2 separate regions of the Mus musculus genome follow, and region 2 is linked to region 1. A link is a loop called in an ENCODE intact Hi-C map of the cell type or tissue named here. Cell type or tissue: heart. All regions are shown on one strand. Each heading gives the region's core, and the rest is flanking DNA. Links, peaks and the distances in the headings are about the cores only.

The links. Hi-C counts contacts between places; a loop is a spot of excess contacts. Peaks named below come from ENCODE experiments on the same cell type or tissue, not always from the same donor. Only the 100,000 strongest peaks of a DNase experiment are listed, where the experiment ranks them.
Region 2: a loop joins it to region 1, with 5 times the contacts of the local background. A loop is called at or near these places in 1 of 42 quality-filtered maps.

Annotation. Positions count from the first base shown.
Region 1 is chr3:145,919,701-145,928,956 of GRCm38, reverse strand. Bcl10 (B cell leukemia/lymphoma 10) reads right to left here and starts at 4,695. Exons shown (of 3, transcript NM_009740.2): 1 at 4,442-4,695. The coding sequence starts at 4,498. In heart, for the core only: no CTCF peak of the experiment used is centred there; DNase peaks (open chromatin) are centred at 4,126 and 4,766; H3K4me3 peaks cover 2,270 bases; H3K27ac peaks cover 2,395 bases.
Region 2 is chr3:145,472,924-145,482,179 of GRCm38, reverse strand. It overlaps Col24a1 (collagen, type XXIV, alpha 1), which reads right to left. Exons shown (of 60, transcript NM_027770.3): 39 at 7,907-8,014; 40 at 2,296-2,349; 41 at 1,777-1,830; 42 at 1,051-1,107. Among named protein-coding and RNA genes, the nearest start is that of Gm35133, 86 kb to the right of the region's middle. In heart, for the core only: a CTCF peak has its summit at 3,650; DNase peaks (open chromatin) are centred at 3,529 and 4,959.

The DNA.
Region 1 (9,256 bases), core at 1,730-6,729:
ATAGACAGCACACACGGGCTGTCATCGGAAGACCATGTAAGTTATCAGAAGACCAGTCACCGTGACTTCAGCACCACTCTGGGCATGCATGGTCCGTAAAGCCTGCATGGACTGCTAACAGAAAAATAGCATTTTGTAATCCCCTCCTCTTTCTCAAATCTTTCATGCATCTATTAGATTTTACAATTTTCAAGAGAAAATAGAAATCTGAACCATTACATAAATTATACCAACACAGTGTCTGCTCATGATTTATTGGATAGTCCTGAACACAGCACAGTAGTTGAGAGCACTGGGCTAGAGAGATAGCTCAGTGGGTATGAGCACTTGTTCTTGCAGACTATATGAGTTTGCTTCCAAGTACCCACATGATGGCTCACAATACTCCACAACTCTAGTTCCAGAGGACCTGACACCATCTTCTGACCTTTGTAGACACCAGGAACACACATGGTATATATACACTCATGCAGTCAAAATACCAATATTTAAAAAAAAAAAATCTAAAAAGTCCTTAAGAACAGCATGGCTGTGCAATGAGTCAAACTTCTGCTAACCCTGAATCTGTAACATTCTGTGAGAACTGGTACAAACTGGTACCACTGGGCCTTCAGGATCTTGGCAAAATAAGGATAAAGAATTAAACCCATCTAGGAAGACTAATTGGGATAGTGTGCATGAAGGCTCAGCCCAGTTCCTTCTACAGTGGAGGCCCAATGACTAGTGACTACTGGGCCACAGCAGGCAAGCTCATGGCAGGCAAGCCCACAGCAGGCCACCTCTCCAGCTTGATTCAGCAGTACCCTATGGCAGGACTTCTGCTCCACTTACAATCGAGGACTAGCACTGTTTCATGCTGCTATGTGCCTGAGTTTTCCTTCTCATACCCTGAGCTCCCTTCATCTTTGAAGCTTGAGGTTGCTGGTCATCGCTGGGAAGCCGTACTTTAACATCCAGGATGAGCTGGCCACGCCTGTCTCGCAGCCCCAGCCTCTTCCATTGTTCATCACATTCCCCACTTCATCCCCAGGCGTTTCCACTGTGTCCCACGCTCTCCCCCAAGTCACCGAGGACCTCCTCTACTGACGGGTCCTTCCCACCTTCATCATATTTGGCTTCTGAGAGCAGGGTCACAGCTGATCACTCCTTCCTCCAGACACGTTCTCCTTGCTGAGCATACAGGGCACTGTCCTGATTGTTTCTGATCTCTATGAAACTTCTCTCTGTGCTTCCCATCCCGTTCTCAGATGATGAGGGCTGCAGCTCGAGAGCTTGGAGCTGGTTCTCATCTTTTCAACAGAATGCTTGTATTTCTAGTGCAGAAATCTCTTCTGATCTTCATTCTTACTCTTCCTTCAACTCCCATCCTGTCCACGTTCTTAGCATGCACCCCGAGCTTGTGTTCCATCCATGTCTACGGCCTTCACTTTGATCCATATCATCACTGCCTTTCAGTGTATCCAAGTCCTTCCATGCCCTTTCCCACTTTTCCTCATCTTCCTGGTCTACAGAAAAGGCAGGCAGATCTTTAAAAGTCAGACAAAACCCTATTAATTCGTTAGTATGACTCCTAAGAGAAAAAAGTGTTAAGACCTTCAAGAGTTTGCTTAGCCCACATCCCTAATTTCATTTTGTTACCATCTGCCATCCTTCAATATTCTGAACTTACAAAGGTCCTGACTTAGGTCCTTGTCAAATTCTGTCTCAAATGCGCTTCCCCAGCTCTGTTATAACCTTAGATCAAAACCAAGCACATCTAACCATCCTATTGCAAGTATGATGCCCTGGTGTTGTCTTCATAGCACTGAGCAAATTTCCCAGTGCCCAGGTGTATAAACGATATGCATACTTTTCACCTTTAATGGCCTACATGTTTGAAGGAGGCAACCCCCAAACATTCTGTCCACCGCTGTGTGCTCTGCATTTCAGAGTGCAGTGCTTTGGATGGATGGAAACTTTATTATAATGTTTAAAGTTATCAGTTCATGGTTACTTTTCTTCAATCAAGAAATTGAGCTATTGTAAAAAACAGAATTTTGTCTTAGTTCTTTTTTTTAAAGATTATTTATATTATGTATGTGAGTACACTGTTGCTCTCTCTTCAGACACATCAGAAGAGGGCATTGGATCCTATTTCAGATGGTTGTGAGCCACCGTGTGGTTGCTGGGAATCGAACTCAGGACCTCTGTTAGAACAGTCAGCGCTCTTAACTGCTGAGCTATCTCTCTAGTTCCTTAGTCCTTAATTTAACTGTTAGTATTACATTATCAACTTCAGAGTATAAAGTTACCTCTATTTGTTAAAAGGAAACAAGTTCTAACAAGATGAGGGTGTGTTAAATAAACAGATGAAAACAGGAGCAGCGCTGAAGATGTACAGCCCTGGGGACCAGCAGTAGGCCTGTGCTCCCCACTAACATGGGAGGACATGGACCAAGACTCTCTATGGATGTGCAAAACCTCATGGTACCAACCCCATATCAAGCTTTCCACCATAAAAACTAATCTAATATCCAAGACAGCTCACTACTAAGAGGATATCAGGCAGGTAACACACACACTGGGGAAAAGGTGAGACTCGTGTCCCTGGCTAGATGCAGTGAGATGGCACAAGATTTTGTCACGGTACTTAGAAGAGTGCTCAATTTGTATCACTATAACCGTATCAAATTCCCATTAAATAATTAAATATTTTTGGACCATAGCTGACCCACAGGCAACAGAAGCCACAGAAAGCAAACCCTGAGACAGACAGACAGCCTCATGTAAACAACTTCCCACCATTTATCAAGACAGATAATACAGAAGGGACACCAAGCAGTTTTGGGGGAAGGATAATGAAAAGTTCAAGTTTTGAAAACATAAGAACATAGCAGGCAGTGGTGGCTCATGCCTTAATCCCAACACTTGGGAGGCAGAGGAAGGGAGTTGAGGCCAGCTAGTTCTACAGGTGAGTGCCAGGACAGTCAGAATTACAGAGAAACAAAACAACAGCCAAATGTATGAAATTATAGTTTGAGTTCTGGTAGACTTGGAAATAAAGTCCTGGAGTTGAGAAAAAAAGGAGATTCAAATAATGCGGATGAATGTTTAAGCTTGTCATAAGCAGTTTCAAAAATAATAGGGTGAATATCTAAGGAACACTATTTTTATAGACACCCTGACGCTTCTCTGTAGTCTCTCTAAGGTTATGGACATCTGACACAGGTCTAACGTGCAACTGTCAGGATGGATGACGTCAATGAACCCCGGAGCAGAAACAAAGGCCTGCAGCACTCTCCTCCCCTATCTACAGACAGGTCTTGTCTTGTTTTGCCAGCTATAAAATGAAAAGCAATTCTCTCCTTATAGGTACTTTAATGATTGTGAGAAAATTCAAAACTGTGGAACATGGGAACAGAGCTCCCAGACTTTACACTTAGGGTTTACTGTCCTCTTAAGGACTATAGTGGGTATCAAAGACCTTGTTTCAAGTAGAATGTGTAGCTTTCCATACAGCAGGTGCCCTACCAACTCCACTGAACACGGAAACTATGGCAGTTATCCTGGCCGTACCTTTCCCTCCTGGTACTTAGCTCTATCAGTTGTAATTATGGGCACAGCGCAATAAACTTTACAAGGGGTAAGTATGGTAGAAAAAGGGGTCTGAAGCACACATACATCTTCAACAACTTGAGGTTAAGTTCGTAAAGACGATTTTTCGGCAGCATTTTGGTGCTAAGTAAGAACGAGTTACCGGTTTTTAATGTGAATTCATGTATATTATCTAAGTTGTGCTCATTTGATTTTTTTTTTTTTTCTGGCAAAAGAAGTTAAAAGGAAGGAAAAAAAAAACGAAGCACGTTGTGGTTAAAGCCATTTCCTCAAATATTACTGTGTCTGTGAAGTTCTACATGGTCTAAGCAGAAGAGTCCAATTTAGTCGGGAGTATTTTCAACGTTTACCTGGGAACCAAGTCTCAGCGAGAAGTACGCACACCCCCTTCATTTAAATACGTGGGCGTCTGATTACTCGGGGAATTCCAGGGCGTGCGTTCAGCTGGCGAGCTTTCCGCAGCCCCCGATAGAGACCAGTTTCACCCATCTGCTCTACGCCCGGGGATGCCTGGTCCAAAGCCCGCTGTGGGCACACTCCGGCGGCTCCCTAGGCTAGCAGCTCCCGCGGCGGTGGCGTGGGATGGGGGATCGGCAGGATGGAAAGCCACCAGCGACGAGCGGATGGCAAGGAAACATCCAAGCCCACCGACAGGCTTAACCGCGGACTCCCGGGTCGCTGGTGGATCGTCTCCAGCCAGCTCCCGGGAAGCAGGCAGGTCGTGCTGTGCCAGGACCCCGCGCTCTTCCGACCTGAAGTTCCCCGTCGCTCAGCTCCGGGTTTCCGCTTTCCTCCGCCCGCCCGCCCCGCTGCGCCCCGCTGCGCCCAGCCCGGCGGAGCTACTCACGTCCTTCTTCACTTCAGTCAAATCCTCCTCCGTGAGGGACGGTGCGGGAGCCTCCATGGCCCAGGCCGGGATGGCGTCCTTCCGGCCCGCGCCACCCCGCCCAGACTAAGGGCTCGGGCCTCCGGGAATCAGGCTGTGACTTCGGGGGGACTAGGAACAGAAGCGGGGGAACGGCCGGCTCACGGACGAGGAGGTGGAGACCTCAACGCCCCACTTCCGGCTCCGCCCCTGGGGCCAGCGGTGCCGCGCTCAGCGTTCTTCCTAACTCAGGCACCACCCTTCGGCGAGGCGGGTCTGCCTGCAGGCCCCACCCACCTACGTGCCAGCCAATCAGTACTACCCTCGGTTACGTCTCTGCTTCCGCAGTGGCTCCGCCCACAGCGGGCGTCCCTCTAACCACGCCCCCTTGTCATTTACATAGGCTTGCGGATTGGACGCCTGAAGGATTTGTTTCCGTGGGCGGAGCACTGGCCGCTCAGTTTAGCGGGATCTCCCCGCCTTCGCAGACTCCTCGTTTGGGTGGAGTGTGGGCTGAGTCGGCCAGAGCATTTTGGTTTGCTTCTCTTTTCCAGATGTTGCGGAACAATTTCCTGTTGTGCTGAGCCAGGTTTTACAGTTGCGTGATCATACGTATATGTATACACGCACACATAACTTCCGTTTGAGGGCCTGCTCTGGGGGGCCACTGCCATTTACCACCTAGAACTAGGGAGACAGGAGCAAGGAGATCTTGAGAGCAGAAAACAAAACGACAAAACACAAAGAAAAAAAAAAAACTGTTAAAAGATTTAAAAATTACCTGCAATCCCATCAATTTAGCAGCACAGGTAGTGTTTGGGTACTTTTAAGTCTCTATTCATTAGAAGCATTTCTCCTTATTAATCTATGCAGTAGAGACAAATTTAAAAAGCTAGGGCCTCTAGGAGTATATTTAAGGTTCTGAAGCTACTTGGTACACAGTTACACTCTCTTATTGTTATCCTTTATCTCTGTTCAGTAAGTAAATTCTAGGGATGCTCTGATGGGGAAGTTGTTTATTGGAGGCCAAATGGCTATTTTCAGAACGATATTTTAACTCGTAGCCCGTGCAAAACGTGTCCTAGTGGATGAGGTGCTCCACATAGAGTCCTAGGCAGAAAATGATTATGTGGTCGATGAAGTAAATCTGCAAGTGTAGACTGAAATGTCAAGAGGACCAAAGGCAACAGGAATCTTTATCTAAAACAAAAGAACCAGTAGAGGCTTAAAGCCACATCTCTGTAGCTTTGATCAGAGTTCTGGAATCTTGGTGTTTACATTATGCCAGGTCTTTTTTTACGCTGATGTCTAGTATACTAGAGTGTTTTCCTGTGTCCTTAGTCATCCGTTGTCTTGTTATAACCCAATTTGCTTAATCATTTGCTCTTTCCTGTAGCAACCATCTGTTGAATGGCAACTACTGAACTACACCCAGATCTTCTTCTAGCAAATCAAACACCTCTGTCCTCCAGCTAGGGTGTGGTGGCACAAGCTAGCTAGCTGTGTTGGCCAACCAACTGCTTGCATCTGACCCAGCTATAAGCAGGAATAAATCATAAACTTACTTAAAACATTAGGAGGGTTTTTTCCTTTTTGCATTTTTTCCCCACATTTTGGATATGTAGGTTTTTTTTTGTTTGAACCCTGCAGATAAGAATATCCTGTCTCAAAATAAAAAACAATAGACCCAGTCATAAGTATTGTCAAAGTTCAAGGTTATTCTGGGCTACTTAGTAAATTACTGGGACAACCTGTGCTATATAGTAGGAGCCTGGCTCCAACAAACAGAAAAAACAACAATAACATCTGTTTCTTCGTGAAATTTACATTAAAGCACGTATTTGTTTGGGGGTGGAAAAGGTAGACATTTGAAAAGTTTCGTGTGTAAAGTGTTTAATATGCTAGAATCTCATAAATACTAAGAGGGAAAGCGACGCTGGGAAATGGAAAAGGTGGAGATGGAGACCACACGGAGATAAAGGATACATTTCCCACGTGCAGGAAGTGAGGGAGGAGCCGTTGGACAGAGGGAAAAAGGGAAAAAGAGCTCTCAGTGGAGAGCCCTGCAATGCAGAGGCTGGGTGGCTGGGGAGGTGAACTCTGCTACGGGCAGAGTTTAATCTGACTTTGCCCAGAGTCATACAGGTTTACTCTGAGTCAGAAGGAAAGCCGCTGCAGGCTTCAGAGGAGCAGAGGGACATATGCAAACTATGCTTTCACTGTTCTGCAAGCTGGCCAGCTACTGCTCTAATCTAGACCCCAGGAGGTAGAGGCCTGGCTGGATTGGGAGCAGTGAGAGAGAGGAGAGCAGGCTGGGTGAGAAAGGCCAGGGCGTTTGACTTTGTTTTGAAAGGCTCCCTGTTGCTATCAAGAAAAGACCAGAGTGCAGAAGAAAGGATGGGAGTCAGAGAAACAGCTGGAAGATTTCATTCTCCAGCCACCCAGATATAGGGCACTGTGATGAATACTCACTACCATCACAAAAAAAAAAATGTCAAGCAATCTTCCTTCTTGTTTTCTTGGGAATAATGTCTATGTTTTCAGGCAAATGTTGAACTGGGTTCAAGCCATCCGCCTTCTTCAGCTTGTGCATGATCATGGCCTGTGAATCTCAATCCTGAGTTTCTAATGTATCACCATTCCTCCATTGGCAAACTCATTTCCCTCCCTTTCGGCTAAGTCACAGGGCCAGACTATAAAGGCATAGCTTCAAGCAAACAAGCCTGTCCTTTCTTTGCAATAAGTACCGATTCCCAAACGCTAACAGGAACCTGCATTTCCATCTAACTTACAAGTGTACCTATATCCTACTCTGGAACGTGAGACACCCGACCTATGTCCTGTAGATTCAATTTAGATGCTACAAGCACAAGGCAGTGGGATCATAGCCTGTGATGTTGGGACGTGATGACATTGCTTAGCAGGTTTCTCAGGGTGTTTCCTCATGGATAAGGGACACAACACAAGAATGCATTTTCAAAGTGGATCATGTTCTGAGGTACCAGTGGTTGTGAATTTTGGGGAGATGTTGTCCATCTTAATACATCATTGACTGTATGATCTTGGAACAATTAGTAGCAATCAATAAAGGAAGAGGGTTTTTGTTTTGGTTTTTGTTGTTGTTGTTGGGTTTTTTTGTTTGTTTGTTTTGTTTTTTGTTTTGAAATGAAGGGGGAGGTATCTTAGGGTTTTCATTGCTGTGAAGAGACACCATGACCAAGGCAACCCTTATAAAGAAGAACACTTAATTGGGGATGGTGTACAGGGGGCTGGTTCTTAAGAAATATTTATTTGTTTAATGTATATGAGTACACTGTTGCTGTCTTCAGACACACCAGAAGAGGGCATCAGATCCCATTACAGATCACTGTGAGCCACGAGGTGGTTGCTGGGAACTGAACTCAGGACCTCTGGAAGAGTAGTCAGTGCTCTTAACCACTGAGCCATCTCTCCAGCCCCTTGCTTTCATTTCTTTTGGGTACAGGCTTAAGAGTGGAATTTCTGGGTCATGGGTTGACCACGTTTAACCCTTGAAGTGGCAGTTTCAAAACTTCTCAGTTGGTTCTACTGTTGAACTGGGGCCAGTGACACCAGCAGAGGTGAGAAACTAGGGATCCATTCTAACAGCTTTGAGAGGGCAGAGTCCTGCATAAGCCTGGGGACCTGCGTAGAAGAGGAAGGCAGGTTTGAAGCTGGTTTCTGGCTTGTTCTAAGACTTGAGAGATTGTTGAGCACAGGCAGCTGATGTGTTTTCAGTTCTGTTTGAGTTGACATTTACACCAATGGCTTGGAGATTCATTCCAGAAACAAGGATGTTCAAACTCTTTTCTTTTTTATGTGTATGTGCGCTTGTATGTGCATTTTTGTATGTCTATGGCTCCATGTGGCATGTATGTGCCCATGCATGTGGGAGCCAGAGGACAGCCTTAGGTATCATTTCTTCTTTGTTTCATTGTGTATGTGTGTTGTGTGCACACATGACACAGCTCATGTGTAGAAGTTGGAGGCTAACGTGTGGAAATTGGTTCTGTCCATCCACCATGTGGGGGTCTGGAGATGAAACTCAGGTCAGGCGTGGTGGCAAGTGCCTTTACCCTCTGAGCCTTCTTGCTGGTCCCACATTCTCTCTTGAGACAAATTCTGTGTGACTAATAATGCTGGTGGCTAAGTTGACAAGATCTAGAATTTGTATGCCTCTGGACACACTTGAGAAGAAGTCTGCAGATTAGGGTGGCTTCTGGGTGTGACTGGGACAATTATTTTGATTAGGTTAATTGGCAGCATCATTCCTTGGGTTGAACAAAAAGGACAAAGAGAACTGGGCACTGATAGTCACACCCTCTGGTTTCTAACTGTGGATGCTTTAAGATCCTGGGGCCATGACTTCTGCACCATGGTGCACTGTATCCTGGAATGTGGGTCTGCTCCCTTGTCCCTGGGGTCGTTGGCCACTGGCCCACAAGGATGAAGGGAACAGAATCGACAAACAGGATTTTGGGTGACCTGTGAGTACAAACAGAAATGGCAACACATTTCAGGATCAGCTTAAGGGAGACAGGTCAACTTTACTTGGGGGTGAATCAAGGGTTATATAGCTCTGGGGAAGGGGTAGGCATATCCATGGTGGGCAGAGGTCATCGGCTGAAGGCTAAGGCATGGAGGTGCCTCATTAGCATGGAAGGCACTCTAGGAATCTCAGGTGCTTGCTGAAAGGGAGAAAGCTGAACTGGTAATCTAACCAAGGCTGTGACATTCTGCAGGTAGAGGTGTGTGTGTGTGTGTGTGGGGGGGGGGTGA
Region 2 (9,256 bases), core at 1,512-6,511, 450 kb after region 1:
GATAAGTGGATATTAGCCCAGAAACTTAGAATACCCAAGATACAATTTGCAAACCACATGAAACTCAACAAGAAGGAAGACCAAAATGTGGATACTTCGTTCCTTCTTAGTTTGGGGAACAAAGTACCCATGGAAGGAGTTACAGAGACAAAGTTTGGAGCTAAGACGGAAGGAAAGACCATCCAAAGACTGCCCCACCAGGGGATCCATCCCATATACAACCACCAAACCCAGACACTATTGCATATGCCAGAAAGATTTGGCTGACAGGACCCTGCCATAGCTCTCTCATGTGAGTCTATGCCAATGCCTGGAAAATACAGAAGTGGATGCCCACAGTCATCTATTGGATGGATTACAGGGCCCATAATGAAAGAGCTAGAGAAAGTACTCAAGGCACTAAAGGGGTCTGCAACCCTATAGGAGGAACAACAATATGAACTAACCAGTAGCCCCCAGAGGTGTGTCTCCAGTTGCATATGTAGCAGAGGATGGCCTAGTGGGTCATCAATGGGAGGAGAGGCCCTTGGTTTTGGGAAGATCATAGGCTCCAGTACAGGGGACTGCCAGGGCCAGGAAGCGGGAGTGGGTGGGTTGGGGAGCAGGGCAAGGGGAAGGTATAGGGGGCTTTGGGAATAGCATTTGAAATGTAAATGAAAACAATATCTAATAAAAATATATAAAAATAAAAATACTTCAGGAACAAATCTCATCTTTATAATTAAAGAAATATTTGCCCTAAAAAACTAAATTATTGGTGTATTAGTTTTGGACTAGTATTTTAGGACTATGTTTTGTATTCCATATTGAAAGTTCGATTCAGAGTTAATTTTCCTAGATATACATCTTGGTGGAGGAGTGTGACTCCTGCACTTTTTCATATCTGAGATTTTTATATTATGTACATGGTATAGAGATAAATACTGATTTACTGTAAGGTCCAGTGATAAGACTAACCAAACAGAACTCTGAACAGACATGACCGGCAGACATCAAAAGCTCCTGACTGATTTCATCTTAGGAACCAAAATAATTTTAGAAAAGACATACTGGTTCACCTGGAGGCCCAGGAGGTCCCAGAACTGTGCTATCTTCTCCTGGGTAGCCCTAAAACAAATATAGAAATTTATTAACACAACTTAGTTCAGAAAGTACATTTAAAATACTCTTGTTACTTTCTAATGTGTTTTTTGGCTGTATTTAAGTGAAAACTTTGTAGCTACGAATTATGTGTATCATATTTTATATAGGCTTCTATTATGTATAGAATCTTTTATTGGACATGCTAACCTGTTTTGATTACACAAAATTAATCATAAATTTTCTCGACATGTATACTTTCAATTAGATTACAAACCGAGCCATGCTGTAGTTATTACTAATTCGTTAGGAAATTAAACTCTAAGTTAATATTTGTGTGCTTATGGCAATGTTGTCCAGCACATCATATCCCCTTTCAATAAATAATTTTGCTCTTATGAAACTGTGTATCACAAAGTACCTTTACATATACTGTTTCACCTTAATCTCCAATTAATCCATGGAAAATATTTAATATATTTAATATTTTTGAGTTTTAGTTCCTTGGTATTTATATCCTCCTAGAATCTGCAAATTTTCTAACTTGAAAAGTGGCCCTTCTATCTCTTAACAGTATTTTCATGCATTCATTTAGAAAGAAATCATAGGTTTCATACATAACTTTGGAAGTAAAAGGCCGACACACACACACACACACACACACACACACACACACACACACACACGCACACCCACCTTTTCTCCTTTAGGTCCTGGCAATCCAGAGGGTCCTGGTTGACCTTGATGACCCTATAAGAATAGCAACAAGTAAAGAGCAAGTCCCCAGACCAAGCAGATGTGCTAGCTGTTGCTACCGTCCCCGTGCTGTTACTCATTGCAGTTTTCTGAGAAGAAATACAAGACACACTTTACAGAAGGTTGAGAACCAAAATATCATAATACTTTATCAAGGAAAAGAAACATTTTTAAATAACAGTGTTTATTTTACTTTATTTTCTCAAGTTTATTAGAACTTTATCTTTTTGGTGGTGGATATATATGAAGCTCTACAATTTCTATTATAATTAATTATACAGACATTTATTGAGACTTTGTTGTCTAATTTCATTGCATATTTTTTCATTCTCATGTTATTTATAATAAAATTTTAATAAATGAACAGTGAATCTTAGTTTGCATATTTGGGATATAATATGAGCTAAAAATGCCTTCCTGTCTGTGAATAATTATTTATTTAAAATCAGAAATGTTTACTCTGTATCCTGGGATTCCTGGTTCGCCTTCAGGTCCCATCAATCCTAATGGACCCTAAAAAATCAAAATAAATATTAGAGAAAATAGACAATTGTGTGAATCATTAAACATCTACGCCTATTATTCAAACCTTTACCTTTAGATTTTCATGGTTTGAAATTCTACCCAGTAAATCAGGAAAACAGAAAAATGACACCCCCAATTTTTGTCCGTGTTTCTCCAAGACCAAAAAGTCCCACAAACCATGTTACTAGTTCATTTCTGGTATATCCATACTCAATAATAATAATAATAAAACCACATTCACTTATTAGAATACTGCTGGCCCCTAAATAGCTCTTAGAAATGCAGGTTTTGACTGTCAAAGTTTGTGCTCACTGAATATCAGAAAGTGGAACCTGATAGTATTTGATACTGTGACTCCAGGATTCAGAACAGCTCTGTTCTCAGAGGTGATTCCAGATGCTTTCTGGAGTATGATTTTAAATTCAGGTCAAAGTTGATGGAATAGAAATACTGGAAATGCATGTATCATGATCACAATAAGATTATTGTTATCAGTATTTTACAGATGACCAAGCTATACAAATTAAAGACTGATTAGCAAACACTCTTACTGTATCAAAGATATCACCCAGACAGCTGAAAATTGGCTAATGTAATGATGATAACAATGCCTTATTTTTTATATTATCAAAGAGTTTGCACAGTGGTTTCTTCTGTTTGCGTCTCAAGACAAAGGAAGTAAGGAAATAAAGGCATAGAATAGGTATGTGATTTGCCATGTATTATACTAAGCAGGTGTGAGAATCTGTGTATTGAGTTACATTTGATCAAGTTGCTTCAATATATCTCACACAGAATGCATATTTTGCTATATTTCTTAAAAAGTTCATGTTACAACTATTAACCATAAATTAGAAAATTTGAAAAATTTGGACAGAAACATGTTTCAGCTTAAGAAAGAACCATGTAAAGCCAACTTAAATGAGAATTCAGACATGATATATTACAGGGCCTTTTATACATAATTTCTGGACCAAAATTTTGTGACTTGAGCCAAAAGTTATGTCTGAACATATGCAAAGGAGAAAAATTTTTTTGATGTGCAAATTTCAAACTCTAAAACACAGAGATTGAAAGAGCAGGGTGGGGCCAGCTTGACTAATTTGGGAAAGGAGCTGGAAGCTCTTCCTGTTTCCTTGCTTGTTCTGGGTACTGAACGGCCGCAGCATTTCCTCAGAGGTTAAATGAGGCAGCCTTGTGTGTCCAGAAAGGCATGCAGAACTTAAGACTGCTGCTAGCACCAAGACGGATACCTGGGAGCTGCCACTAGGAGACAATGTGTGAGGGGTAATGAAAATAGGGACCACAAATCTTAATGTATCTGTTAGACACGGGGTGACAAAAAGTTGAGCTTGGAGAGAGGAGAGGACGTAACAGCTTCCTTTAGAAATCGGTGGGAAAATAAGAAGAGAGTGCCAAGGATTTCAGAATATAATATAATAGGGATATGTGGAATCTTGTGCTCATACACCTATAGAAAACACATGACTACAAATGTTCAGTGCAAAATGGTCTCAAACAAAAATTTTAACAAAGTTTTTCAAAACAGGAATCACAGATTCTTGGAATAGGATGAGACACAAGAAAAGAGCAAAAGACAAAAAAGGGAATCTACTTAAATTTTACATTCTTTAGCATAACTTTTCCTGAGAAGAAAACAAAATCAGTAATTACAAGTGAATGCTGGGGAAATACCAACATAAAAAATAAAGAGAAATATAGCCAGTGCCAGTCAGAGAAAGGTAGATTAAAATGTATTTACTAAATAAAGAAAAAAGGGGCCTCCCTGTGGCCATCAGATGTTTGTAGAAGGTTCTAACTTTTCTCTGGGACTTCAGCTATTTTATTATTTTTGGGTTAAGTTTTTGAAGGGCTCCAAGGCTTTGGAGTTGCCCAGGAAGCTTGGTCTTTAATACTTTGTGTGTGTTTCTTGCTGTGGTTTGCACATCTTTTGGGATAGATGTGTCACTCAGTTACATTTTTTTTTCCAGTCTGTCTTTTGTGTGTTTCTTTAACCTTATGTGAGCTTTCTTACATGATAACAACTTATGCTTAGAGGGAGACGTTGCAAGATTTTGATCACATTGTGAACCCCGAGACTGTGAACGGGAATTGTGGTGTGGCTCAGCCATTAACACACAACTTTAACCCAGAGAGCTTTCTGTAAACAAGAGCTAAATAAAGTCAAGAAGCAGAGCAAGGCACCAGTTGGCAGGGTGTGAACCTAAGAAAACCCAGGAAAGAGGAAGGAGGGTCTTTGGGTTGAGGGTGTTTAAGACTGTGTGAAGAAGAGTGACTGGGACATCAGTGGAGCAGGAAGGTCAGCGGGTGCTTTCTCCACCTCTCTGAGCTAGCAGGCTGCCAAGTCTTCATTTGGTAAATCAAACGTTTGGGATTTTGTTTTAAAAACAAAAGGAAGCAGCAAGCAACTTTCATAGATACAATGATCTGATAATAAGCTGTCATTAAGATGTAGTTAAAAAAAGAAAATCACATGAGCATCCCAGCTTCACTCTGGAAAATCACGTGAGCATCCCAGCTTCACTCCCGAAAGGCAAAGAACCAGAAGAGATGGGACTCTGTTCGTGTAAATGTGGCATGGTGACTTTTTAAAGCAAGTGTGTTAACAAGAAGCCAGAGGAGGAGAAATGGGCACGAGAACAGAGTAAATCGAGGAAAAGCACGAGAGAGAAACAACAGGGCGGGGGAACTCGGTATCCACACGCAGAAGAACGGAAGTAAATTAATTCTATATCTTTCCGCTGTTCACAAATAAACTCAAAATGGATAATAGACTGGAATGTGTCATAACGGAAACTTTGACCCAAGCAAATGTAGCAGAATTTAGTAAAACTTTAGAGCTCCTAGTTGAAACTACCAAAGAAAGAAAGAAGTTTCTCTGAAAGACGAAAGTGTATTTTGAAAATAATACTTGACCCTGAGATCTCTGGAGTGTTCAGGGACAGGTCACGTGACTCCCATTGCAGCTCTCTGAGTTCCAGTCAGTGGAATAGGTCAGATGAGTGAACTGGAAAGACAGTATCTCTCTTCATCTGGAGTTTATTAATTGAATGTATGCTCAAAATATGGAAATAAATAGATTTCTTACACAGCACTAATAGGCTGAAAAGGGGATTATATTAATCTGAATAAAATTTATTGAAAACCAGAATACACCTCATACAAAAGAAGTTAGAGAAAATATGGAATAGTCCTAATCAGAGCTATGTGAGCAGTGAGTAAGCTGAAAGATGTCTTGTATTTCTTTGTAGAAAGGTCAGATACTAATGGAAACTGAAGGGCTGATTCTACAGTTCACACATAAGGTACGCGTAAGAGCCAGGCTTTTCTGAGAAGGGAGCACGCGGTGTCTACTCTAACAGATCCCAGAGGACGAGCCGGCATGATAGACAGAACAGAGCTGAGGACCGGAGACAGACTGGCTGGAGAAACCACTGAATATAATGCAGCCTTATACGAAAGTGGAAGAAAATACATTGCGTGTTCAAAAACAGAATTAAGAAAACATTCAGTGGAGGGAAGACAAACACTCTTTCCCATAACTATGAAAAAAAAAAAACCTCTATATGGTTTAAAGAATTAAAAACAATGTTATAAATGTATTAGAATGAGAATATGGAAGGAAATTTTGCATACTTTATGTGGGAATAGAATTTCAAGGGAATAAATAAAATCTAGAAAATGTAAAGGAAAATATTGAAAACTTTGACTATTAAAATTGGAATGTTCTGCTTAGCAAAAGACACAAAATTAATAGATAATTGACAGAAAAGGAGTTGTTTGTAATTTATTCTGTAACATGTTTGACAAATTATATCAACACTTCATGCTTATGAGTAACGATTGCAAATCAGGAAGAAAAAATAGCCACCAGATGGAAACATGTAGTATGTACGTGTGTACATGTGTCTATCCCTATCCACACATGTATATTTATTGACAGGAAACTTTCAGGAGAAATATATATTAAATAGTTATAACAAGGAAATTTTAAATATGATGGTAAAAATTACATATATATATATTATCATTTATCAGATTATCAAACACTAAATGAATTAATATGAAATGTGAACAGTGGAATTGTAGCTTCACAAAATGGACCACACAGGCTGTGTGATTTGTGCATCTTTAGACACATATAACAATAGTAATCAAGGAAAAGGAACCCATAAATTTGAGAGGGAGGGGTCATGAGAGAGGCTCAAGGGAGGGGACACAGGAAGGAAAGAGATGAGAGGAGAGAAAGGGTCATAATTATATTTTAATTAAAAATATATATTTAAAAATGTTTAAAGGTGAATACATTTACAGAAAAAGTTCCAAAGTAGAAGCTTACATTAAGGGCAATATTTAGGGCTGCATTAATTCTGATGTTTATTAATATTAACCACATTATTTAATGTTTTTAAAACACAGGCAAAACCAGAGAAATATTAACAGAAACTGACTTAAGACCGGGCAGTGGTGGCACACGCTTTTAATCCCAGCACTTGGGAGGCAGAGGCAGGCAGATTTCTGAGTTCGAGGCCAGTCTGGTCTACAGAGTGAGTTCCAGGACAGCCAGGGCTATACAGAGATCGAAAAAAAAAGAAAGAAAGAAAGAAAGAAAGAAAGAAAGAAAGAAAGAAAGAAAGAAAGAAAGAGAAGAGAAGAGAAGAGAAGAGAAGAGAAGAGAAAAGAAAAGAAAAGAAAAGAAAAGAAAAGAAAAGAAAAGAAAAGAAAAGAAAAGAAAAGAAAAGAAAAGAAAATGACCTAAGGCCTGAATGTTCAGGTGTCAGTAAATAAGGGCAAATTTTCTTGAGAAAGCAAAAGGACCCGGGCTCTCGAAGGCCTTGGTGACAGGCCTGGCATTGGCTATGTAAAAGGAGAAGAGATTAATGCACCCACATGTTATAAATACATTCATGAATAGAAGATTCTCTTTCAAATGTCTTCCTTTCACGCTATGATTTTCTGAATGGTTCATCACAAACCAGCAATAAGAGTTTGCTGTCACAGGCTCAGAAGCATCACACTTCAGCTCTCCATGTCAGGCAAAGTTCACACAAAAGATGAGCTATTAATAGATGCTGGGGTGATTTGCCCCAACTGTTTAGGAAGATAATCTCCCATTCAAGCAGGACAGGTCCAAGAGGTGGATGGAAACACATCTCAAGTTCACTTAATTTTCAAAGCAATTTGCCAACATGACAACAGCTTCAGACAGATATTAAATCCTGATTTGAGGTACTCAGTGTATAAACTTTCCTACTGAACTTTGGAGTTAAAATCAGATTTTTAAAAAACTTCATTTCATATTTTATTTCCATTTTCAATTTTCTCTTTCCTTCTTCGCGTCTAAAACCCACTAAGCTGTTTAAGACTGTGGAATGCTTGCAATTCCCGCCATCCCACAGAGAAGGATTATGTTCAGTGGAACCTTTGTGTCCTCTGTAAAGTCAATCAAGATGACTCTCTGAGAGCATGCACGGTTCTTTTCCATCCCCAGTGAGTCAGTGCTGAAAAGAAATCAAATACTGACCACAGCACCTCGAGTTCCCCTGGCACCCTTAGGGCCATTTTCCCCAACGCTTCCAGGGGGTCCTCTGCTTCCAGCTTCTCCCGTGGGTCCTACTTGTCCTTTATCACCCTGTGGATGACATTAATGTGACTGAAATTAAATTTATTAACTCATTTAACTATACCATATGCTCGGATGACTCAGAGGACATGTGGCAAGCAGAATTCTCTGGATTACTCTTATCGCTACAGCCCGTCTTGTTTTGTGAGGCGGGGCCTCACTGGGTATCTCTGATTGGTCTAGAGCTTATTATGTAGACCAGGTTGGCCTTGGCTTGTGGGTGAGCCTCCTGTTTCTGCTGCCTGACTGCTGGGATTACAGGTGTATGCTATCACACACGGTTTAAATTTGTGTAAATTATTAATTTTGCTTCAAGTTACCAATACCACAGATTATCATTAACAACAATAAGTTACCATTGCATGTTATTTAGACCTAATAAAGAGTTTCAAAAGAGATGAAAAGGGCATTTAAAAAACAAAAACAAACAATCAGTAACTATAGCGTGCCCAGGAGGAATCCTATGTAACCAGCTTTCAAACATACTTTGCTACATACATGTCTCGCTTTTGATGTGTGCATTGTAACAGTGAGAAAACAGGCCTCCAGAGGTGCTCGTTTCTACTTCGGCCTCCCAGAGGTCTGCTGCAAGCAGGGAAGAAGTGAGCGTGCAGATCTGGACTTTGCAAACTTTGCTTACCAGTTCAGAGCAAGAACCCACACTATTTCTTGTATGACTTCCCATGTTTTAGAAACCTGCATGGCTTCTCTCTGGCACCACAACACAGGTGTTCATAAGCACCTTCCTCTTCTCACAACAAGAACCTGCCAGCTTTACCACTGATGCTCAAGGTGGGGAAAACACAGCAAACCTGGAATCAGGCAGTCAGAATCCTTGAGGCATCCCTGACCTCTCATGGGTTTTATTTCACTTTCCTAGGGGAGAATGGGTTGTTGTAAAGAGGCAGTCACACTGCCTCTAATGCTGATTTCACTATGGGTTTCTGGTGCTTCCTGTGGTGTGTGTGTGTGTGTGTGTGTGTGTGTGTGTGTGTGTGTGTGTGTCTGTCTGTCTGTCTGTCTGTCTGTCTGTCTGTTTATGTGAGAGCATATTTTTCTCTCTGAGTGCTTTCATGTATGAAAATGTATCTCTTTGTGTGTACTGTGTGAATGTCTCTCCTCTCTCTCTCTCTCTCCCTCTCTCCCTCTCTCCCTCTCCCCCCTATCCCCCCCTCTCTCTGTTGCTTTGGACTAAATCCTTCCAGGCAATTATAAGACTCCCCAAACCAATACTGATGAGAGCTGCATTAT